Linked DNA regions of Homo sapiens: all the other regions are linked to region 3. Evidence: chromatin loops called from intact Hi-C (ENCODE). Cell type or tissue: heart right ventricle. All regions are shown on one strand.

The links. A loop is a pair of places that touch in the nucleus more often than their neighbours do. Peaks named below come from ENCODE experiments on the same cell type or tissue, not always from the same donor. Only the 100,000 strongest peaks of a DNase experiment are listed, where the experiment ranks them.
Region 1: it touches region 3 in a loop (2.8-fold over the local background); 8 of 110 quality-filtered maps call a loop at or near these places.
Region 2: a loop joins it to region 3, with 4 times the contacts of the local background. A loop is called at or near these places in 9 of 110 quality-filtered maps.

Annotation. Positions count from the first base shown.
Region 1 is chr18:10,037,895-10,045,894 of GRCh38, forward strand. No RefSeq gene overlaps it. Among named protein-coding and RNA genes, the nearest start is that of VAPA, 130 kb to the left of the region's middle. RefSeq lists an enhancer at 6,142-6,683. In heart right ventricle, no CTCF peak of the experiment used is centred here; DNase peaks (open chromatin) are centred at 2,897 and 3,517; H3K27ac peaks cover 3,956 bases.
Region 2 is chr18:10,048,922-10,056,921 of GRCh38, forward strand. No RefSeq gene overlaps it. Among named protein-coding and RNA genes, the nearest start is that of VAPA, 140 kb to the left of the region's middle. RefSeq lists a silencer at 3,331-3,625. In heart right ventricle, no CTCF peak of the experiment used is centred here; a DNase peak (open chromatin) is centred at 3,560; H3K27ac peaks cover 4,667 bases.
Region 3 is chr18:10,245,531-10,253,530 of GRCh38, forward strand. No RefSeq gene overlaps it. Among named protein-coding and RNA genes, the nearest start is that of LINC01254, 160 kb to the right of the region's middle. In heart right ventricle, a CTCF peak has its summit at 3,900 (motif pointing right); DNase peaks (open chromatin) are centred at 243 and 2,091; H3K4me3 peaks cover 862 bases; H3K27ac peaks cover 3,179 bases.

The DNA of each region.
Region 1 (8,000 bases), 210 kb before region 3:
AGCAGGGAAGATGTGCCCAGGGGGAGGCTGGGAATGCCCTCTTGCCCTGGGAGATGACTGCCCTCCTGACCACGTGGCACACAGCATGAGCGGACTTTGAATATGTGCACTTCTGTTATGACTGCAACTGTTTCCTTGGGAGAAGGAACCAAAGTAAGGAGGTCCCGTGTAAGCCATTGATACCCGAGGCCCTGCAATCTGGCTTCTCCCTGCCAAGGGCATCAGAGAGAGCAAGGCTCTCAGTGTACTAATCAACCTGTGTCCGTCAAACACACATGGCTGTGCTATGCATGGCACAGGGGAATGACGTGATCAGTAGTAAGAGGAAGAAGACAGACTGGAAAAACCCAAAATGTGTGATATCTTAATAGAAATCCCATGATTAAATCAAGGATCAAGTTTTTTTGTTTTTGTTTTTTTTTCAGATGGGCTGTTAGGGTCCCTTAAAAGCCACATTCTCTGTCCTGGCATAGCCATCCTGGGTTGAGTTCAACAAGTGTGTACTGAGCCCAGGACATCTATACATAGGCAGGATATGCACACAGATCATTGCACACAGGGAGCATCTAAGGCCCCCTGCTGGTGCTGGTGCTAGTGCTAGGGTAATGAAGACAAGACATTTGTCTCCAAGAATCTCGCTGTCTGACTGGGGAGGCCAACATGGCAACGTGTAATTTACAAATAGCATGTGGAGTGCCCTGCTATTTGTGCTCAGGGACAGGGAGGCACAGAGGAGGCATTCTCAGTTCAGCCCAGGGGTCAGGGAAGGCTTCCTGGGGAAGGTGTCTTTGGGAATTAGGATGGGTTTCTCTGTTTGAGCACATCATCACTTATTTCCTTTGCACCGAGTCTCTTGAAAGCTGATACAAAGCGAGCTTGGTAGTCTTGCACTGGAGCTGGTTTGGCAGGTTGAAATCTGGATTAGTAAACCAAGGTTTCCCTGGATTGTCTAACTTAGTGGATACCTTGGGACAGGCTTCCTACCTCACCCTGCTGCAGTGTGCTCTCCTGAAACAAATGCCACAAATGCTTGATGTGATTTGCCACTAGCTGGTGCCTGGGAAGTCTGGGTGCCCTGTGGCACTCCTGCCTGGGACAATGTAATGGATTCTGGCAAATGCATGTCTCCCAGGCACTGGAAGTGCAGAGAGCCATGAGCTGATACTAGAGGTAGCTGCACTCACGTGCCGAGTGCAGAAATCGTACATCCATTGTTTACACAATCATAAATGGGAGCGTGACATTAAAAGAAGATTAAAAGAAAAAGGAAACAAGGAAAACCCAACCAACCAGGAGAACAAAATCTTTAATCCTAAACTCCCATGAATCAGTTTGAAACCAAACCATATATTTTTAATTTATTGAACTGAAAAAATAAGGGCATCAGATTGTTTTAAATTCAGCAGATTTCCATTTTGTTTGGCTTCCTGGCCACCTATAGGATGACTAATAAGAGGATTAAAGAGGCTGGGTGTGGTGGCTCACACCTGTAATCCCAGCACTTTGGGAGGCTGAGATGGGTGGATCACCTGAGGTCAGGAGTTTGAGACCAGCCTGGCCAGCATGGTGAGACCCTGTCTCTATTAAAAATACAAAAATTAGCTGGGCCTGGTGGTGGGTGCCTATAATCCTAGCTACTTGGGAGGCTGAGACAGGAGAATCACTTGAACCTGGGAGGCGGAGGTTGTAGTGAGCCGAGATTGCGCCACTGCACTCCAGCCTGGGTAACAAAGAGCAAAACTCCATCTCAAAAAAAAGAAAAAAAGAGGATTAGAGAGAAGCTGGAGCATCCTGGCACATGGCAGTGATGAGACATCAGGCTCCTTCCACTTGACTGCTGGAGAGCAGTTGTGTCATCTGCCCCCAGGTTTCCAGTGGGGCTGGTGGTTGAGGACACCCATGCCCCATCAGCAACTGTGCCCAGGCCTCCTCAGCAGCTGGAGGTTATTCTCGGCTTCTCTTTTCCACGTCTTGACTCTCAACTCAGTTTCCTCAACTGCAGAATGGAGATAATGCATGGCCTGCCTCCTCCATAGTGATTTTGAGTTTACTGTATTTGTATATATCTATATTGGAGTTAACTTTCATTGGGCTAGTTGACTTCATATTGAATTTTATAGACTTACACTGTCCAATACAGTAGCCACTAGTCACATGTGGCTATTTAAATTTAAATCTAAATTAATTAAAATTAAATAAAATAAGAGAGTGACATCTGTGAAAATGAGGGAGTAAGGATCTTCAAAAATTCCCACCTCCGTACAAGCAATGAGAACAGTGGCAAAAACTGTCAGAATCAACTTTTCAGGACTCTGGAAGTTAACCAAAGGCTTGCAGCAACTCGAGAAGTGTTTGCTCAAGAAAAATGTCTGAATCTTCATAAGAACAATGAGTTTTATGATGTTTTAATTTGCCCTATTTCCATACATACCCTTATCCCCTGGTCTCCATGGTAGTCTTGAAGATATGCAGCCTTCAATTACAGAGAAAACCAGCAGCCACTGGAGGGGGCAGAATAGGGATGGAGTGCCTTCAAAGGCCTATTTCCAGAGAGTTGTCAGCATTTGACCTTTCTGTTGGTTCCCTGGAAGATCTCATTCTCAAGGCTGTCTTTATTTGAGTTGACTTGAAGCTTTCCAAGTGTAAACAGACTTTTCTCCAGGGCTGTTTGTCAAAAAAAAAAAAAAAAGAAAAAAAAAGAAAAAAAAATCAGAGGCAATTATTGAACATCTCAGCGACCTGGATAACAGTTCACTGGATAACAGCTGGGGCAAATAAAAGGCTGACCAAAAAGCTTAAAAAGAAATTTGGGAAGTGAGACGTCCATACAGACTTTGAAAAGCTCCAACGTATTCCTAGGTCTCTAGAGAGCCATATTCATGCCCAGGGCTGAGCACATTCTCAGGAAAGACTGGATAAGGCCATGAGCTCTCATATTTGACTAGCCTTGAGATTCTGCACAAGTGGGAAGTGAACGATAAGGCAGAGTTGTAAACAGCCTGGCTGAGTCACACTGAGCAGAGACTGGTAGACTTATTGGTTCCAGGCACTTAAAGATGGCCTCTTTCTAATCATTAGCTGATCACAAAGCTAACCAAACAGAGATTTCAGTGGCCACAACAACAAAGGACATGGAATTTACATAATTAGTTCAGAAAAATCACCAACCAAACAAGCAACACATAAAGCAATGAATAACAAGAGCAAAATACTCTAGGGAGTGAGGTGTGGGGGGGATCTGATTTTCAGAGTTTCCATATTATATTTGCAAGAGGACAGATCCCTAGATGCCCTTGGCCAATCCAGCTCTTCCCCACTCTTCTTGTAATTCTTGGGCAGAATGTACCAAGGATACAATGTCCAGAGATAAGGAGAAAATGTCTGGAACAACCACAGCTGTGTCCTTATTCCTCCCAGAACAGGATGTTCTGCAATGCTCAAGCTCAGCAAACAAAGTGACATCCAGGGTATAAAATGCAGAGCAGAGTGCTTTCAGGGTCCCTCAGCTGGGATTTCACATGGGGCAAGCACAGATGAGACTCCATCTGCCCTGGGCAGCTTTCCTGAGCCTTGGGGGACTGGCTCACCATAAATCCTAAGCTTCTGTTTATCCTTGCTGCCTATTTGTGAGTAATAAAATCTGCTTTGCCTGACTTGTGTGAGTGTTCTGTTTCACCAGACTAGACTTAAAAGCCTTTGCAATATTATTTAAAATGTCTAGTTTTCAACAAAAATTATGACACATGCAAAAAATATGAAATATAGCTTTATAGAAAGGGGACAATAGCAATTAATAGGAACTGTGTCTGAGGAAGCCCTGATGTTGGACTTAGTAGATGAAGACTTTAAATCAATTACTTTAAATATGCACAAAGAGCTAAAGAAAATTATACACAAAGAAATAAAGGAAACCATGAGGATCTCTCACCAAAGAGACAATGTCAACAAAGAGGTGGAAATTATAGAAAGGAAGCAAATAGAAATTCTGGAGTTAAAAAGTACAATAATTTGAAATGACACATTCACCAGAAAGTTTCAAAAGAAGATTTGAGTAAGCAGAAGGAATAATTAGTGAACTTAAAGATAGATCAATGGTTATTATTCAGTCTGATGAGCAGAAAGAAAAAATAATGAAGGAAAATGAACAGAGATTAAGACACCTATTGAACACCACTGAGTGGGACCAACATAAACACAATACAATCCCAGAATGAAGAGAGAGAGACAGAAAGGGCAGAAAAATATTTGAGGAAATAATGGCCAAAAACTTCCCAATTTGATTTAAAAACCATTAATTTAACATCCAAGAAGCTCAACGAACTCAAAATAAGATAAACTCAGGCTGGGTGTGGTGGCTCACACCTGTAATCCCAGCACTTTGGGTGGCTGAGGCAGGTGGAACCCTTGAGCTGAGGAGTTTGAGACCCACCTGGGCAACATGGTGAAACCACGTCTCTACTAAAAATACAAAAATTAGCCAGGAGTGGTGGTGTGTGCCTCCAGTTCCGGCTATTCAGGAGGCGGAGGTGGGAGGATTGCTTGAGCCCAGGAATTCTAGGCTTCAGTGAGCCATGTTTGTGCCATTGCATTCCAGTCTGGGCAACAGAGTGAGACCATAAGACTCTGTCTTCACACCCCCCAGCCCCCCAAAAAAAGACAAACTCCCACACCTAGGCATGCTATAATAAAACTGTTGAAAGCAGTAAGAGAGAAGTGACTCATCACATATAAGACATACGTAAGAAATATTTTCATCGGAACCCACGGAGGCCAGAAAACAGTTGGATTACATAGTTGAAGCACCAAAAGAAAAACACCGTCAACCAAGAATTCTACATCCAGCAAAACAATTAGTCAAAATTAAAGAAGTAATTAAGGCATTTCCAGATAGACAAAAACTGAGATAATTTGTTGCCAGCCGATTTGCCCTATAGAATATAATATACAGGCTGAAATAGAAGGTCATTAGTAACTTGAAGAAATCCATATTAAGAAATAAAGGGCACAGAACCAGATAAAGGTAATTACATAGGTAAATATGGAAGGAAAATATAAATGTATGTTTCTTTTGAACTCCTTTTATTCTCCTATGTGATTTAAAAGACAACTGCATAAAACAATACAGATTGATCACATTCTGATTCTTTTTAGTCTTTATGTAGATATAGTATCATATGGGTCAATCATAGTTTTCCATGTGCCTATAGATTGCTGTTTTCTGCCTTAAATTTTCTTAAATTAACAAATTAAAAAATTGCATATATTTATTGTGTTCATGTTGTTTTGAAATATGTATATATTATGAAATGGCTAAATCAGCTAATTAACATATGCATTACCTCACATACTTATTTTTGTGGTAAGAATACTTAATACCTAGTCTCTTATGTTTTTTGTATTTTTATTATTACAAATAATACTGAAGTGACCATCACATAGATGCATTGGCATACTTTTGTGAGTGTTTTACCTGTAGGGTAAATTCTTAGCTGAGAAGTTTTGAGTCAAAGGCTATATGTAGGTAGAATTTTTATAAGTTTTGCCTATTGATTTCCCAAGAGGATGCTCCACATTACATTTCTGTTAATAATATATGAGAGTGCCTATTTTTTTACCCTCACTAATACTTGGTATTATTAATCTTTTAAATTTATATCAATGGACAAATACATAATATTTCACTTACATTGCATATATTTATTTTTGAATTAGGTTGAGCATATGTTCAAACATTTTTGGCCATTTATATTTCTGTTTCTGTGAACTGTTTATTGGGCCTTTCATAAGCCTATTAATAGCTGGTTATCTTCTTATTTAGTTGTGAGAGAAAAGCCAGATTTTGGGGGATCCTAGTTACCCTATTCAACTTCGGGGAAAATTCTTGATCTCAGTTGGATTCCCTTCCTTTGTCTGTGGAATGGGAGTGGATGAGCATGCTTTATGGAGGTGTGCGGTATGCCTCGCACATCTTTGGTGCTCAGTGAGCATGAATCTCCTTCCCTCTCCAAAGCGGCAATGGCTTATGTTGAGCTCTGCTCCAAGTCTCTCTGCCCTCCTCTTCTGCCAGCGGCCAGGGAAAGCACTTTGCTTTTAAGGGCTCCTGCAACTAGGTCAGGCCCACTGGACAATCTCCCAATCCAAAGGCCAACTGTGCCATGGAGTAGAACCTAATCATGGTGTGATATTTTGCCACACTCACAGGTTCTGGGGATTAGGCATGGCATCCTGAAAAGGGGTTGTGCTTTTTAGAATCCTTCCTATTCATACCATGGCCTTGGGACTTTTTCTTTCCTTTTTTTTCAAATACAGACTTGGGTGGAGCCCTGCTAGACAGAGTAGGTGAAAGTGGAGCTGCTGTGGGTGGAGACGGGAGGGAAGGCTGGGGCTCCCCTGGTGGGAGCCATCAGAATGTGATCAGTCTGCATTGTTTTATGCAGTTGTCTTTTAAATCACATAGGAGAATAAAAGGAGTTCACTCAAGGCAAGACCCCAACAACTGAAATCTTCAATTTGAATGTTATGGGTTGAAGGCATTGAAGGCTACTTCTTGGATCATGGGCTCCACTGGACAGGGTGAAGCATCAAACCGTTGGCACCTTTCTTAAATAGTTTATTTTATTTTATTTTTTTATATACATTTTAATTTAATTTTTCTAAAAAATATTTGTTTTTCATCTTTTTTTATACAAACTTTTGCTTACCCTCTGCTTTTAAAATTTTTATTTTTTATTTTTATTGTTATGGATTTAGGGATACAAGTGCAGCTGTGTTAAATGGATATACTGGGCCAGGTGTGGTGGCTCATGCCTGTAATCCCAGCACTTTGGGAGGCCAAGGTGGGCAGATCTCCTGAGGTCAGAAGTTCAAGACCAGCCTGGCCAACATGGTGAAAGCCTGTCTCTACTAAAAATACAAAAAATAGCCGGGTATGGTGGTGGGTGCCTGTAACCCAGCTACTGGGAAGGCTGAGGCAGGAGAATCATTTGAACCCGGGAGGCTGAAGTTGCAGTGAGCTGAGATTGCATCACTGCACTCCAGCCTGGGCGACAGAGTGAGACTCTGTCTCAGGAAAAAAAAAAAAAAAAAAAAAAAAGAGGATATACTGTGTAGTGGTGTAGTCTCGGCTTTTAGCGGACTCACCACTGACATAGTGTTCATTGTACCCTGTAGCTAGTATTTCATCTCTAACCCCTCCTGCCCTCAATGTCTATTACTCCTCTCTGTATGTCTGTGTGCACCCGTTGTTTAGCTTCCACTTGTAAGTGAGAACATGCAGTTCTTGGCTTTCTGTTTTTCTGAGCCATTTCACTTAGGATAATGTTAGCAGTTTATTGGGGTAGCTGTTGCTGAAATAGGGTCCTGAATGGTTCAGCCACAGGACCAATTGGTTTGGATAAAACAGGAGAGAGAAGCACCAGATCCTGATGTAGCTGAGGGGCCGCAGGGAAAAATCCTGTGACATCAGGGGGCTGCCTGCCACTAAAGGGAGCCCTATGGCAAAGAGGAAAACAGGTCTCTGGGTGTGAGGGCCAGGCCTGGCAAGACGCCGCATGGGACGCAGAGCCAGACAGACAGAACGCGGACAGAACGCGAGCAGCTTTATGAAAGGCCGCTGTGTGCCGCACTGACTCTCCAGGGGGGCAGGAACCAGGCCTGGAGGCGACAGGGCCTGGAACAACAGGAGAAACACAGCCAGGAACTGAGCTTAGCTACAGCAGGGACAGACATCTTCAGGACACTACCACCACTGCCATCCCCACGAGGTCCCCGAGGCTCAGGACTGGACGCCAGAAGCGGCCTCGCAGAGGTCAGGGTCTCCAGCGTGCACCGGCTGGAAGCCCGGATCCCCACCCATGGCTGCCGCCTGTTGCTCCTCACATCAGCATCTAACTTTTTTAGTTTTGCCCATTTCACTTGTTTGGCAGCAGAGGCGAGTGGGAAAGGCAGTGTTCAGATTCCCACCTCTGTGGGACAGGAGGCCGGGCCGAGGAGGCTGGAAC
Region 2 (8,000 bases), 200 kb before region 3:
ACAAGTAGAAAGAAGATGTAATTCCTATCTACAAGAAGCCAATGGCTATAAGATGAGCAAAATGTCAAGAAATCTAGAGGTGGTGTAGAAAAATTGCAGACTTTTTGGCCAGAAGATTTGTGTTTAAGTTTCAACCTTAGTACCAAAGTGGACAACCACTGGCAAATATTTTAACCTCTCTTAGAGCCAGTTTTCACACCTTTCAAGTGAGAATAACAATAACTACTACCTTAGGAGTTGTGATAATGGTACATGAGGCTAATAAAAATAAACATACCTTATAAGCTATAAAATGCTATTAAATATAAATGTGTTTTCCGCAAAGCAAAACAGTGAAATGTCAACTTAAGAAAACTTTCCCCTTTAAGGTTTTTTCACTTATGAGATTAGAAACCCATCTTTGGCTTGATTAATAGTGAGTTCTTGCAATCAAGCATCTCTGAGACTTGTGTGTGTCAGACAGCAGAGAGGATACGATGGCATCCCAGGGTCAATCAAGCACAACGTGCACTGTGGTCCTGGCATGCACTATCAACTGAAGCTGTGTCCACCAACAAGCCCATGCTTGTCTTTGTCTGTAGAGGGTGATGGAAAAGCCCATTGGGGAGGGATGGACACAGTCACCTGGAGTGTCCATTCACTTTCCTCCTCCCCAATGCCCTGCACACAGATTGTGCATCCAGCTCTGGCTGTGGACCTGTGGTGTCGTGATGACCTGGGACAGAGAGCAGGAGGACGTTCCCTTTGGTGCCTCTCATTCCCTATGTGCTGGTTAGCACATCATTAGGCCTGATGGAAGGCTCTGCCAGGCCCTCCCCCACCGAGGGCCCCATCAACAGGTGAGTGGGGTCCATTTTGCTGGAAAGACTCTGGAAGGCTGGAGAAGAGACTGAGTGCTCTCTCTCTCTCCTATGGGAAGGCAGTGAGCTAGTGCCCTCTTGGGAATGCAGTGGGAGAACTCACCAGATGCTTCCAGCAAAGCCGGGAAGTGCTAGTGAATTACACGATGATTTCCACACTGTTTATCAAAGATCTTCTGCTCCAATATAAAGCTCCCAAATATGGTATTTCATGATGTGGCTGAGATGTGGCCAAGTGTCCAAGACACATAAATATTTATGAAATAAGCAAGCAAATGCACTTGGAAATGCATTTCTGCCTCAGTATTAATGCGGTGGTCATTGGCATTGATTCTCAAAGTGAGGCCATTTTATGGATCATTCCCAGCAGGGACTAAGAAAACATATCAATGTCCAGAACTTTTAAGATCCAGGAAGCACAGGGGGAGAGTAATATTTTCCAAGGGAAGGTAACATTTTTACACCCAGAGAGTCAGGAACCCCATTCAGTGCTGAGCACAGGAGAATTCAGAGGCATTAGCTTCTGTGAGACTTGGGTTCGAGTCCTAGCTTTGGTCCTCTCTGTGACTATGTGCAAAAACTCCACCTCTCTGAACTTCAGTTGCTTTGTCTATAAACGCTGTCCATGTCTCATGGGGTTATTGTGACGATTAGATGAGATAATATGTATAAAGTGTCTGGCCAATATCATGCACTCCTTAAATATTAGTTTTCCTTTTCCTTGAATTATTGTATTTGTTTTGAAAACCTTGGGTTCTACCAAATCTCACATTCCTTCCCCAGGACGTTCCTCTCAGTCCTGGTGTGTATATGCAGTGAAAGTGAATCCACATGGTCTTCACTTGTGTCTACTAAAAACATCAAAATGTTATTCCAGAAGATTTGTTTGATGTTCAAAATACTAAAGCGGCAGCACTGAGTGGCATGCTCTGAAGATGCCTGTCTCGCTGGATTTTAAAGTGGCACCAGTCAATGCCTTTAGCATCCCTCCACTTACAGTGGTCCTAGAGATAACATGGGCTTATAAAATAGCAAAGCCTGGCACATGATTGCACTTTTTGCTGTAAAATGCTTTCACAAATATTTTCCCATTTAATCACAAAACAGCTCTGTGTGTGTGTGTGATCAATGCAATTGTTGTCCAGCCTTACAGATGGGTTTAAGTAGAATCTCAGAGGTTTCACGCCACTTGTCTAAAGGCAAAAAGCTGATAATTGGCAATAGTAGGTTTCAGATCATATTTTCAAAGGTAGAGCATCCCACAGCCACCTGGAGCCTAGAAATTAGAGGCTGTTCAACATGATTCATCTCTCCCTTTGCCTTACTTTTTCTTGGTTTCCTATGGGAATTTCCACAGGGGTTTTAGCATTTAGAAAGATCTCGTGGATTCATTGCTCAATGAGCAAAGTCACTGAGGGCCGGGCTCAGTGAAAATTTTGCAGGCTGAATAATTAAAAAAAAATCTGGGAAGGATCACAAAATTGAGGGCCAAATGGGACCTTCAGAGGTGCTCTCATTCCTGGAGGCATTCAGGATTTCATTCCACAATTTTGATTGCAGTCCTGCTGTGTGCCGGGCTCTGTGCAGAATCATGACAGCCAGTGTCAACCATGGTGGATGTAGTCCTAGTTGTCAGGACTTTAGGGCCAGTCTTCAGCCAGCCCTCTAAGTTCACAGGTGAAGGAAGAGACCTGAAGAAGGGAAATTACCTTGCTCCAGGCCACGTGGCTGGTTAGAGGCAGATTCACACTCGTCCAACTCCGGCTAAGCTTCACCCCACTCCCACCAAGGCCACTGAATTTAGAAGAGAAAAGACACCCAACGCAACTCTTTCCTCTATGTAGCAGTGGGAAAAGTACAAACGCCCATCTTCCTGGAGAGCTGTCCCAAAGCTTTGGATTTTTCCTCTGATCGCTATGACATGGTTCATAGTGTCCACTTGATGGGTACTCGTGGAAGGAAAATCAGACGTGTTTCCATGGTCCTCACCTGGTGGCTAGGTCTGGGTCCCACTTGCTCTCAGCAAGTGGCCAATGCCACCCCTATGGTCCTATGGGGGCTGGGGAAGCCTCTCAGTGCGCACTCCCCGGCCACCTCTTCATACTTGGGAAGGTCCAGTGTGCCCTGAGCCCCATTGCTCCTGTCTCTGCTTGGGACCACTGCTTTCCAGGGGAGGAAGGCCAGCTCCAAGGAAAGTTCAGATTATTTTAGGTGGGGCCTCATAAACCCAGGAAACAGGAAAATAACCAAAAGAAAAAAAATCCCCCTGCACAGATGGGGGATTGGTCCTAAAACATCAGGCCCTGTTCTGTCTAAATCAAGACATCTGGTCACTTTTTTTCGGCAGGACAAAGACTCTTTTTTTTCCCAAGCCAGGATTTTATGTCTTTAATCTTTTCCAGAAGAAAAGAGTTCTCATTACGTCTGCATCTTATCACATCACTGTATATCATAAAGATGCCGTTATCGCCTCTTCCTTCTGATTAACTGGCCCTGAGTGATTCTAGCCAGTGTTATTAGCTGTGCTCTAAAAACAATGACACTAGTATCACCCAGCCATCAACAGAGGTCAGCTTCATAGGCACTGTTGAGTAATCCACAAGAATCTCTGCAAGCTTTTCATAATAAACAATGACGAGAACGGTTCTTTGTCCAAACCATGGCTAAGAGAGCCTTTCTGCGCAGATATGCTTTGGCACCTGCAACTGGAGTTTAAAAGCCTCCAGCAAGCTCAAGTCCAACATGTGGCCTCACTCGTTGGCTTGGTTTCCTGAGTCAGAACAGCAGAAGGGACTGGAGATGTAGCACCTGGTGTCTTAGGTGGCCAAGCAGCAAGCAGGTGTTATCCCTTTATAAATTAACCATCCTTTGGAAAGGAGCTTGACAGAGAAGAGAGGTTTTGTCTCCAAATTTTAAATGTGGAAATAGAAACAGACATATGGATATTAGAATAACGTGCAAGGGGCCAGGCACAGTGGCTCATGCCTGTAATCCCAGCGCTTTGGGATGCTGAGGTGGGAGGATTGCTTGAAGCCAGGAGTTCGAGACCAACCTGGGTAATAGCAAGACCCCATTTCTACAAAAAATAAAAATAAAAAAATTAACCAGGCATAGTGGTGTGCCCCTGTAGTCCCAGCTACTCAGGAGGCTGAGGTGGGAGCACATAAGTCCAGGAGCTTGAGGCTTCAGTGAGCTATGAGTGCACTTCTACACTCCAGCCTGGGTGACAGGGCTAGATCCTGTCTCTAAATAACAAAAAAGAATGGCATGCAAGAATGACCATGATAGCAGTGATGACTATGATGAGAACGATGTGCTGACAATGCCAGTCACTCATTTCACAGTAGTGCCCTGATGTGGGAAGTACAGGATGGACGCTTGGGGAGCAGAGCACAGCGTAACTGACCCCATGGTCAGTAGTTTTCAAACATGGCTCCCTGTTAGACTCACCTGGTCTGGCCAGCCTACCCACCCCCAGCACCCCAGGGAGTCTGATTTAATTGTTCTGGGTGAGAATGGGGCCTGGGCATTGGTACTGAAACTCTCCAGGAGACCTTCCTTTGCAGCCAGGGTGGAGAACCTCTCCCTTTGATGAAAATAACCCAATCAGGTGGGATCAGGAAGGAACGCAACAGTCAGTGCCTTTTCAGCTCCTTCAAGAATAGGCAAGGTGAAAAGCGAGAAAGAGGTATATTAGTCAGGGTTCTCTAGAGGGACAGAACTAATAGGATATATATGTATATATATACACACACGCATATATATACACAGACACACATATATATACACACACATATATGTATACACACACACACACACGCATATATATGTGAGTTTAGCAAGTAGTATTAACTCCCATGATCACAAGGTCCACAATAGGCCATCTGCAAGCTGAGGAGCAAAGAAGCCAGTCCGAGTCCCAAAACTGAACTCGGAGTCCGATGTTTGAGGGCAGGAAGCATCCAGCAGGGAGAAAGACGTAGGCTGGAAGGCTAAGCCAGTCTGGCCTTTGCACATTTTTCTGCCAGCTTTATATCCTGGCTGGACAGGCAGCTGATTAGATGGTGCCCACCCAGATTGAGGGTGGATCTGCCTTTTCCAGCCCACTGACTCAAATGTTAATCTCCTTTGGCAACCCTCGAAGACACACCCAGGATCAATACTTTGCCTCCTTCGATCCAATCAAGTTGACACTTGGTATTAACCATCACAGATGGTCTAGGAGAAGGGAACAGGAGTTGGCGTGAGGCCTAGAGGTGAGGGACAGATGCCTACTAGGAGGAGCTGGGGCCATGGTGCAGGGTAGGAGCATTGCAGCTGAGTCGGGACAGGGTGAGAGTGGAGATGGAGGAGCAGGTAGGGGAGGGGTGGGGAGGGCTTTGTAGGACAAGCTGCAGGGTCTGCATGTCCTCCTGAGAGCTAAGGGAAGCCACTTTGGTGGCATTTCGCAGGGTAGATGGCATCAGATACATATATAAGTAAATAAATAACATGATTGTGGCTGCAATAGGGAGAACGGATTGGAGAGCCACAAGGCTGGAGGCCAGAGGCCAGGGAGGAGGCTGCGCTTTAACCCGGGTGAGAGGGGATGGTGGCCTGGGCAGAGGGAATGGCTGCAGAGAGGGATTCACATTATACTAGGAGCCGGAACTGCCATTTCACAAGGAATTGATATGGAAGGTGAGAGGAGGAGTCAGCGTTTCCCAGGTTTTCCTGCCTTTCTCAGGAAACGCAGTGCCCCTGCGACTCCACACTCACCACCCCCTCACACTCCTTGTGGCCCTCCCCCTGCGCTAATCTCCTGCTACTCCGAGTCCACCAAATCCTAGGAGCAGCAAGGCTCTCTCCTGAGAAGCGATCCCCTTCCAGAAGATCGCAGCTGGGTGAGTCCCGTGTAGGTCTCCTCTAGGACTATGTGCCTTTTAATCCAGGAGCTCCACCATCTTCCCATTTACTTCGAGAGGGCCATAGCACACAGAGGTGCTGGCAGGGCCAGGCCTCTCCCCGCATCACCAGCGGTGACTCTACCTCCTTCCAAGCTTCAGGATGCCCCTCCCTTCCACTAGCCCACCCGCCCTGCCTTCCATTCATCCGGCGCTGGCTCTGTGGGAACTGTGGCTGAAGTCATGTGTGCAAAAGCATACTCTCTAGGAGAGTACACAGAATTCACAGGCCACACTGAAGCCTTGCTTCATTTGACTGCTCCTGGGACCCCATCACTGTGCTGACTGGGATCCTGAGCCTGAGCCCGCTGGTCCTCGTCAGGGGTGATTTCCTGCTAGGTTTGCTTGCCCTGGGATTCACGTCCCTCAGCTTCCCTGCCTGGACTACCACTTCTTAGCGTTGACATCCTGCTGTTCCTGCAAAATCTCTTTGGTTTAGGAGATACTAAGCCAATTCTGTCTCAGTGAAAGTTTGTCAGGAGCTGAGTGATCTCTGTCAAAAGTCAATCATGACTGGGCAGAGGTAGATACGAGGGGAGGACGGGAAATGACACAGGGGAGGAAGCAGGCTCCGGGAATTAGGCCGGTCAGGGTCACACAACAATAATACCTTCCCTTTGCTACTTGTTTATTCTATGTGCCTAAAGAAGGTCTGCAGGCACAAGCCTCAATTCTAAGTCAAAGCACATACAGCAGCACAGCCAGTGCGGTGAAGTCCCCACGGCTCCTCGCGGCTGCCTGATCCCCATCCCATGGACATGCAGCCCATATGTGTTCGCTCCACAGAGATGAGCTAGCAGAGCAGGACAAAATCACACCTGCCCCCTTGGGCCCATCATTGCAGCAGACACCAGAAATAGTGGTTTGGTATTGCACAATTTGTACATTTCACGATGAGCAAATGGGATTTTAGGTGATCTTGACTTTCCTTTTTCTTCTTTTCTGTGTTGTTTGAATGTGTTATCTTTATAATCATAAGAAAAACAAAGCTGTATGTTGAAGAGAAATTTGGAAGGCATTGTCTAAAGAGACGTGCAGTAAAAAAGAATAGAATAATGTCTTTTGCAGCAACTTGGATGGAACCGGAGGCCATTAGTCTAAGTGAAGTAACTCAGGAATGGAAAACCAAATACTACATGTTCTCACTTATAAGTGGGAGCTAAGCTATGCGAACATAAAGACAAACAGAATGGTACAATGGACACTGGAGACTCAGAACTGGGGAGAGGAAAGTGGGGTGAGGGTTGAAAAACTACATACTGTATACGATATATACTACTCAGGTGATAGGTGCAGACCTCACCAGTATACAATTAATCCATGTAGCCCAAAACTATTTGTACCCCTAAGGCTACACAAAAAGAAATGAGTGAGTAATTTTGTTCAAACTAAAAGCTTACCTAGTTGGCTAAGCCTAACAGAGAAATGCTACTATTGAGCCTCAGAGAAGCTTGGGGGCCACCGCGACCACGTGTGCAGCCTGGAGAACCGAGCTGGACTGAGTTTTGCTGGGAGTGACAGTGAAATGTAAGTAGAAAAAAAAATCAAGTTATTGGGGAACTTGCCCACAAGGGCCATGGAAGGACTCCTTGGGTGAACAGAGCGAACTCTAAGACCCTGTCTCTGGGAGGCAGGTGACACCGAACACCTTTGAGGCTGGTGTACTTCGTCTGCTGCAGCCCACTGTCCAGCCGTCTTGCCTCAGTGAAATGAGGCAAGTGAAAGAAAATGCTCAGAAAAGCATCTGGGCATCTCAAATAGATGGTCCAGGCCCTTGGCCTCAAAGATTTTGAATGAATTCTGAGCCTTTTCTCTTCCATGTCATCCTGGTCTGGGACAGGCCATCGATGCCTAACAGCGCCTGCTGCTCAGGGCCATGGATGTGTTGACGTTGCTGTCATGCCCCATCTGTGGCCATCAGGGAACCGTCAGCATGCTGCCCCGCAGAGCCAGTCCATGGACGCACCGTGGCCATGCTTGTGGCCTAAGGGCATCTTGGGAGAGCGGCTCCACAGTTGTTTGTTTCCTCCCCCAGGTGCGCATCAGCAGGGCCTGAGCCCGGGGCCAGCAAGCATGGCAGGCTCTTGGTAGTGTCCTTAGTGCACACAGTCATCTTCCCTCGTGAGTCTGACCCATTTCTTTTAGCCATAGATGTTTACGTTGGTCTTTTGTTCTTTAGGATGAGTTTTCTCTTGTT
Region 3 (8,000 bases):
TGTAATCAGCTTTGCCGAGACTGTGTCGTGTGTCCAGATTCTAGAAACTTGTATTTGGCTCAAGGTAACTCTGTGCAAAGAGAGTTCCAAGATGCTGGGCTTGCAAGGCCTGGCGCCTGCATATTGCCGCTCTGCCCTGGGGGCTCGGTTCTCCTGGATGCTTCTGCAGAACATCTGGGGAGCATCACAGGACACTTTTAAGGGATGGGAGAGAAGGTCATCTGGAAAGGGCAGATTGGCCTGGCCGAGACATCAGATGAGGTCTCTGCAGGCTGCAGCGCCTGTCCATCAAGACTCATTTAGTAAGCACTCTGTGTGCAGAGAACATAGGTGACCTCAGGGGATGCGTGGAGTGCACTCTTACTGGGAGAGACCCATTGTGACAATAGGATCATTACAGATGGAACAGAAAATAACTCAGGCAAGCCAGCTGCAACGAGAGGCAGGGCCCAGCGACAGCGCCTGGGTGGGGCCTGGAAGAGTCTCGGTGCCAGGGCCATTTGTCCCCTAGGTCAGACTGCGGTTTCTTGTCTGTAGGATGGAGAGGCTGGCCTGGTGAGGTCCAAGGCCCCCTCCCAGCTTTAATGGTCTGTAATTCCAGCCTTCCACTGGGAAAGGGCAGCAACAAGACAGGAGCTGCAGGCACAGGTATCAAAGTTAAAAGTGAACATTTCACTTTCCCCCAGCTCCCCAAATAAAAGTGGTTACTCCAAATTCAGAGCCAGCTTGCACTGGAGAATGGAGATGGTCACAGAAAGGATCTGATGAAGGCCTTCAGGCTCATACCGCAGTGCTAAGGGGCTGGCTTTGCAGAAGACGTTTCTGGCTTTCATGAACATGACCTGCTGCTCCTGCCTGATAATTGGGTTGTTCCCCTCCCCGCCCAAACCCTACCCCTGGCTTAAGGCTTTCCTGGGTGATGTAGCCGTGCTTTCGAGGCCCCTCATGCACTGACAGTGAGGTGAAGGAGGGCTCTCAGGACCGCAGGGTTCCCTGGATGGGAGGACAAAGGGGCAGTGGCCCCAGGGGTCTGCAGGCTGGGTCTGTGGCGGGGTCTGCCCAGAGCTGCCAGAACAGATGGGCGGACTGCCCAGCCAGGCCACAAGGACGCCAGCCAGCCTGGGGCTCGTGCACCCACAAGACCCATGTGGTTCCATTCCACTCAGGTCACTTTTCGATAACAATGCTGTTTTCTTCTGTTGTCTGGGGTGTGTGTGTGTGTGTGTGTGTGTGTGTGTGTGGTGGTGGTGTTGTTGTTATTGTTTTTAAAAATTCACGTTTCCTGTGCCCAAGATTTCCAAAACACCTTCCGCAAACTGCTCATCCCAGATGCAGTGTCGATTGAAGGCTTCCCCTACTTGCGTGCCCCCTACTTCCCCGTCTGCCACCCCAAGCAGAAGCTCCTAGCAGGCTCACAATGAGTTTTATTTTTCAGAGCAGAACGCGCTTGAGAATACCTCTGGTGAGATTGCAGTGGCTTGAAGAAGGTTTTGTTTTGAAAGGGAAAAACAACCAAGGGGAAAAGAGTGGAGACTTTTAGAGTGAGATTTCGGAGGCTCAGAGATGCCAAATGAGAAATGAGAGCTTTGGAAGGGTTCTAGAGAGAAATGCAAGCTTTCAGCTACATGGCATGGCATTTGCGGAGTACAGAGCACGTGCAGCCCCTAACCACGGGCGGGAGAGGAGCTTCTCCGTGAACTGCTCTCCACGCCTCTTTTATTAGTTAGACGAATTAGCTGCTGCGTAAGAAGTCTAAGACAGAAGGCACTGCTATCGAGAATGAAGCATTATCTGACATGCTTATGTCTATTTTATTCTGGGGCTCATCAGCACCCCACACTCCTCCCAGGCCGTTTCAAAGAGAAGGCACTACCTGGGGAGGCTGGCTCTGCCTCATCTGCGGCACGTCTCCCATTCCTCCGCCCATGGGACTCAGCTGCAGCAAGCTTCACACAGCACTTTACAGACTCCATCCGGTGCACTTCACAGCTGCGTGAAACTGCAGGCCCCAGCCTCCCTGCTCGGGGCTCCTCTTATCACTGCCCATCCTTGCCAGAGCAGCTGGGGTGTCAGCACGGGGCTGGGAGAGGAATATGGAAGAGGCTGGGAGGAGCCTGAGAAAGATGGAAAGGGTGGGGAGGAAGGAAACCCGGGCTGACAAATGCCACCTGCCTAAGAGGGTCCGCGTCCTAGGGAGGGTTCTGCTGTCCACTCCCTTCCTGAGCACTCATCCCTGGGGGTTCCTGCGTCTGTGTGAAGACAGGGAAAGGCTATCTTGGCTGAGGACTGTTGTGTGGTTACTCTCAGCCACAGAAGACAGCAAGAATGCGAACACAGCCGCCAGCAGGGGAAGGGGGCCCCCATCTCTGGCCGCTTGCGCTCCTGCTCACCTGTGCCGTGAGCGTCTACCCTGTTAGTGGCCCCTCTATGCACGGCCTAGTGCTCACTCTCTCTGCCTGTCTCTGTCTCGGTTTCTTTTTTTCTCTCTCATCTCGAACATACTTTCCAGCCATAAGCCTTCCTTTGACACCTCTGCTTCCAGCTGGGAGGCAAACCTCGGGGAGAGTCTGGCCAGGGTCTGGAGGCTCAGTGCCCTCTCTCCTAGGCTCCTGGGAACTCTATGCTTGATGAGGGGTAGGGCGAGTCACAGTTGTCCTTGTGGCTGGTGGAGAACTGACTTCAGCAGCCCTCACTGTCCCTCACCCCGAGTGCATCCCAAAGTCTCAGCTGAAGAAAAAGAAGTTGGCTGGGCACGGTGGCTCATGCCTGTAATCCCAGCACTTTGGGAGGCCGAGGCAGGCAGATCATGAGGTCAGGAGTTCGAGACCATCCTAGCTAACACCGTGACATCCCATCTCTACTAAAAACAACAACAAAAAATTAGTTGGGAGTGGTGGCCCGCGCCTGTAATCCCAGCTACTCAGGAGGCTGAGGCAGGAGAATTGCTTGAACCCAAGAGGCGGAGGTTGCAGTGAGCAGAAATGGAGCCTCTGCACTCCAGCTTGGGTGACAGAGGGAGACCCCATCTCAAAAAAGAAAAAGAAAAAAGAAGTTGGAAATTTTGCTTTGATCTCCATTCCAACTTCACCTACAACCCTTTCATGTTGTCATCTTTGATATCTGTGCCTACATCTCATTTGGCTTAGAATCTACAGAAACACTGAAATTCATAACGGCTAAGAGTGGCTGGGTATTTTACTATGTACCCGGCAAACAAGGGTTAAGATAATTTAGGCAAAGTGCACAAAGTCACTGGCTGGTCAGTGGTGGAGCCAGCATCGCCCCACAGCCTGGGTTTTTAGGCACTCCAGAGGACAGAGAATATGGAAAATGATGCAGGTAGGAAGCTGGTGAGAGACACAGAGAGCCCCAGGGAAGCGGTGCTCAGTGCCCTGCAGACAGGTGCAGATAAGGTTCTTTTTCCCCATGCCATGGCTGACCTAAGACACATGCACCACTACGAGAGGCAGAGACTTCTCAAACCATACAGCCTGCATTTGCTGGAATATCACTAATTTCAAACATTCTTTCTTGTTGCCAGACACTTCCAATGTGACTCTAAAAATCAAGTCAATGTGAGCGTAGAGATTTTGGAAGCTTGAGCCATCTGTCAAAACATTGAAAATATCGTTCAAGGACAAAAATTCATATATACAATTTCAGAAAATGAATTTTCTTCCCTCCGTTTCCCATTGCCAGCATGTAGGTTAAGTGGAGGTAAGGAAGATGGAGCTAAGAGAGAAAAAATAGTTTAAAGAATTTAAACAAAATCACCAGAGCATTTCAAATGCAGTGTTCATTTTAACTGAAATACAAAGCCGGCAGCCACCCTCCAGTTTGGTTCCAGGACCTCTCTGCAGGGCCCCTGCCTACAGCCAGCACCAGATGGAGCTGAGTGGCCTCCTTCAAAGTGGCCATCGGGAAGCCATAGTGGGTTCCAGGGCCCTTGAGGAGGGACGTCTCCTTCCACTGGCAGATAAGGGTATTGCTGACCTTGCTTACTCAGGGGCTGGAAGGGATATGAGACTTTGCAAAATTCTGCCCAGAAAGTTCTTGTATTCTGGGGTGTGTGGATCCCCAGAGTCTGAAATGCTTGTGAGTACTTTGCTGTCTTAGGTAAAGACTAATCTTAGGTAAAGACAGCACTTTGCTGTCTTAGGTTCGGAAGGGAATTAATCCCACCTAAAGATAGTTTGCAGTACTGCTAGCGCCTAACTTCTGGGAGCTCTTGTCTTGCTGAAACTAGAAAGGCTATTTTGGGCAATGTGCAGTGAAGGTAGATGTGGAAAGAAAATGGAGCCAGCTGATTTGAGTTTCAGGCCAAGACTCGCAGTTTGATCTTCTGGCTCTGTCTCTTCCAGTGACTGGCTCAGGGGGCTACATTGAGAACCTCCTGTGAAGTAAGGGCTCCTGGAGGAAGGAGTGAGCATGACCATTTGGGGCTGACTCAGTCCACTTGAATGACTTGTCAGTCTCTTGGAAAGGCAGAGTCCTTAAACATCACTGTGTCCTTTGAGACAGGGCCCCCTGACTTCACATATCTGTCATCACACTGCAGTTGTCCACTTCCCAAAAGCCTCTTTTATTATTTTCTGTTGTTATTTTATCTTTGTTTTTAATTTTTATTTCCATTTCAAGGGCCTATGTGGAGATTTATTACATATGTAAATTGTGTGTCATGGGGGTTTGGTATACTGATTATTTTGTCACTCAGGTAACATGCACAGTACCTGATAGGTAGTTTTTCCATCCTCACCCTCCACCCAGCCTCCATCCTCAAGTAGGTCCCAGTGCCTGTTGTTCCCTTCTTTGTGTTCATGTGTCCTCAGTGTTTAGGTCCCATTTATAAGTGAGAACACGTGGTATTTCGTTTTCTGTTCCTGCATTAGTTAGCTTAGCAAAATGGCCTCCATCTCCATCCGTGTTGCTGCAGAGGACAGGATCTCATTCTTTTTAATGGCTGCGTAGTGTTCCATGGTGTATATGTACCACATTTTCTTTACCCAGTCTACCATTGATGGGCATTTAGGTTGACTCCATGTCTTTGTTATTGCGAATAGTGCTGTGACAAACATAGGTGTGCATGTATCTTTATGGTAGAATGATTTATATTCCTTTGGGTATACCCAATAGTGGGATTTCTAGGTTGAATGATAATTCTGTTTTAAGTTATTTGAGAAATCATCACACTGCTTTCCACAATGGCTAAATTAATTTACCCTCCCACCAGCAGTGTATAAGTGTTCCCCAGAAAGCTTTTTTTTTTTTTTTAGTTTTTCTAGCAGCCTTGCACAGACATCAGCTGTTTGGATCAGTTCCCTCTAGACTTCCTCTCATCATTGCAGTTGATTCTAAAATCTGGGCAGAACAGGAAAGAAGGAGAAGGGACCAGAAGATAGAGAACTTCTGCTTCTTCTCATTTGTTATTCTATTTCTGTTGATACTTGCTTCAATTACTATAAGTAGCTCTCTGGCTTTTAGAGAATCTTCATGTATTTTCCCACCTTCACATCCAGGGACTCCAAGTTTCAGTTTAAGAAATCCTGGAGTAGTTGGTGGTATTCTACCCAGTCTATGAAATAAAGTAAGCAGGCTACACGTGAAATTTCTACCCACAGAAAAACTTTACAACAGCCTCTTTGGAAACATTCTTTGGGGAGTATGTCATTTACTAGGAAGCCGATTCTGGATAATGCCATAAAAAGGCTTACCTTAGCTCATATGCCAAATCCTTAATCAAATAACAACGTATAGCTGGAGCCTGCCAAGACTTGCTGGATAAAAGCCACCATGGGCCGGGCGCGGTGGCTCACGCCTGTAATCCCAGCACTTTGGGAGGCCGAGGCGGGTGGATCATGAGGTCAGGAGATCGAGACCATCCCGGCTAAAACGGTGAAACCCCGTCTCTACTAAAAATACAAAAAATTAGCCGGGCGTGGTGCGGGCGCCTGTAGTCCCAGCTACTCGGGAGGCTGAGGCAGGAGAATGGCGTGAACCCGGGAAGCGGAGCTTGCAGTGAGCCGAGATTGCGCCACTGCAGTCCGCAATCCGGCCTGGGCGACAGAGCGAGACTCCGTCTCAAAAAAAAAAAAAAAAAAAAAAAAAAAAAAGCCACCATGATTCCTCCCTACAGGACTATAAGAAGATGGAATCCAGTGCATTCTACACAATATGAATGAATAAGAGAGTGAGGAAAGTTCCTCAGTGAATCTGCTACAAGTACCTTAGATGATAAAAAGGCTGTTTCTTCCTATTTTTATTGCAAAGAGGTCTTTGCCAATTGGCGGAGCTTGCTGCTTGAATGAACAAATGTCATTCTAACTTTGAATGCTGCTGCTTTTAAAAAAGCCCATGCACATGTTCTCTGAACCAATCACAGACCAGTCATAAATGGTGTTAAACAGGCAGAGTCAGGCAACATGTCTAACTATGCCAGAGGGAAGAAAAAATGGAGAAAAATTGTACTTTCCTCATGAAAATAATATCTAAAACTCAAGATGCTAATAAAACCTAATGAAACTAAATTTCAAATTAGATTTTTCAGATTTTTCTGAATAGAAAAGGCAAAGGTTGCATAAGATTTATTATTTGATTTTTTCTTCCAATACCTCTATATTTATGAGAAAATGATCTAAATGGTTTAGCTTTTGCCTGAGTAGTTTAAATTTTTCAATATGGCTCCTTAGAATATTGGCAAGGGAGCACAGTTGACCATTTGGAAGGCCACCTGATCTAAATTCTAAGCACCTGAAGGATCATATCCAAAGGTACGAAATGATGCTGAGGTTTCTAGGGTTCTTCTGATGAGTAGGTATAGAGGCTGGAAGACCAGAATCCATCTATCTATTCACCCACCATCCGTCTATCCATTCATCCTAACATCCAATTATTCATTTATTAATCATTAAGAGAAGGGGTTGAGGGAAGGATATCTTTGAATTGGTCTTAGAAAACTGTGTTCTATAGGAAGTTACAAGTGACTCTCTTAAGGAAATAGAACATGACGTATTCATGAAAGAGATGAATTTCAAGGAATTAGGACAAAGACTCCCCAGTCCAACATGACTGCTCAGCATACGATTGATTCATGTGTTGAACATTGAGTCAGAAGCTGGCTTAAAGCTGAAAATAAAAAAGGCTCATGATGTGTGAGCTGTCTGAGCATCAAAGAGAGTGGTCAAGTGTGGGTTTCCCATGAAACTGCCGTATGACCATGAAGAAGGCTTGTGGTAAGGGAAACAAGCTGAAAAAGAAGCCTTTCTCACATCTTCAACCATTGCTTCAGAAGTTGTAAAACTCGAATAATCAGGAGTTTGCCAGCTAGAAAAAAAGGGAAATTTTCAACTTAATAGATCAACCTCTTTGTCAATGTTAACATATATTGTATTTATTAATTTAAGAATAAACTCTATGCCAAAATATTTGATAAGAAACTGTGCACAGAGAAAGAAATACTAGCTGATTCAATTGAGAATTTAATACAAGTAAAATCTATGTCAAACAAGGTAGATTATTCATAAGATAATTAATCACAGCCTTTCGTGTCAATAAGAGTTGGCAAAAGGATTGTTAATTCACTCAACAAATATTTACTCAAAGCAGGAGAACTTTTTCTGTGCTGTATGGAGCACTTCATGCTACTTCACCAAGGCTGATGTCATGTGGAAAATGGCCAGTGATTTTCGTGTCCACCCTGTAGTGTGAAAAGAAACATCAAATCAGGCTAGACCAAAGAAGCCACCCACAAGGAGTCCCTGGATGTGAAGGTGAGAAAATACACAGAGATTCTCTAAAAGCCAGAGAGCTACTTATAGTAATTGAAGCAAGTATCAGCAGAAATAGAAAAACAAATGAGAAGAAGCAGTAGTCCTCTACCGTCTGGTCCCTTCGCCTTCTTTCCTGTTCCGCCCAGATTTTAGAATCAACTGCAGTGATGAGAGGAAGTCTAGAGGGAGCTGATCCCTCTAGGGACAGCTGATGTCTGTGGCAAGGCTGCAAGG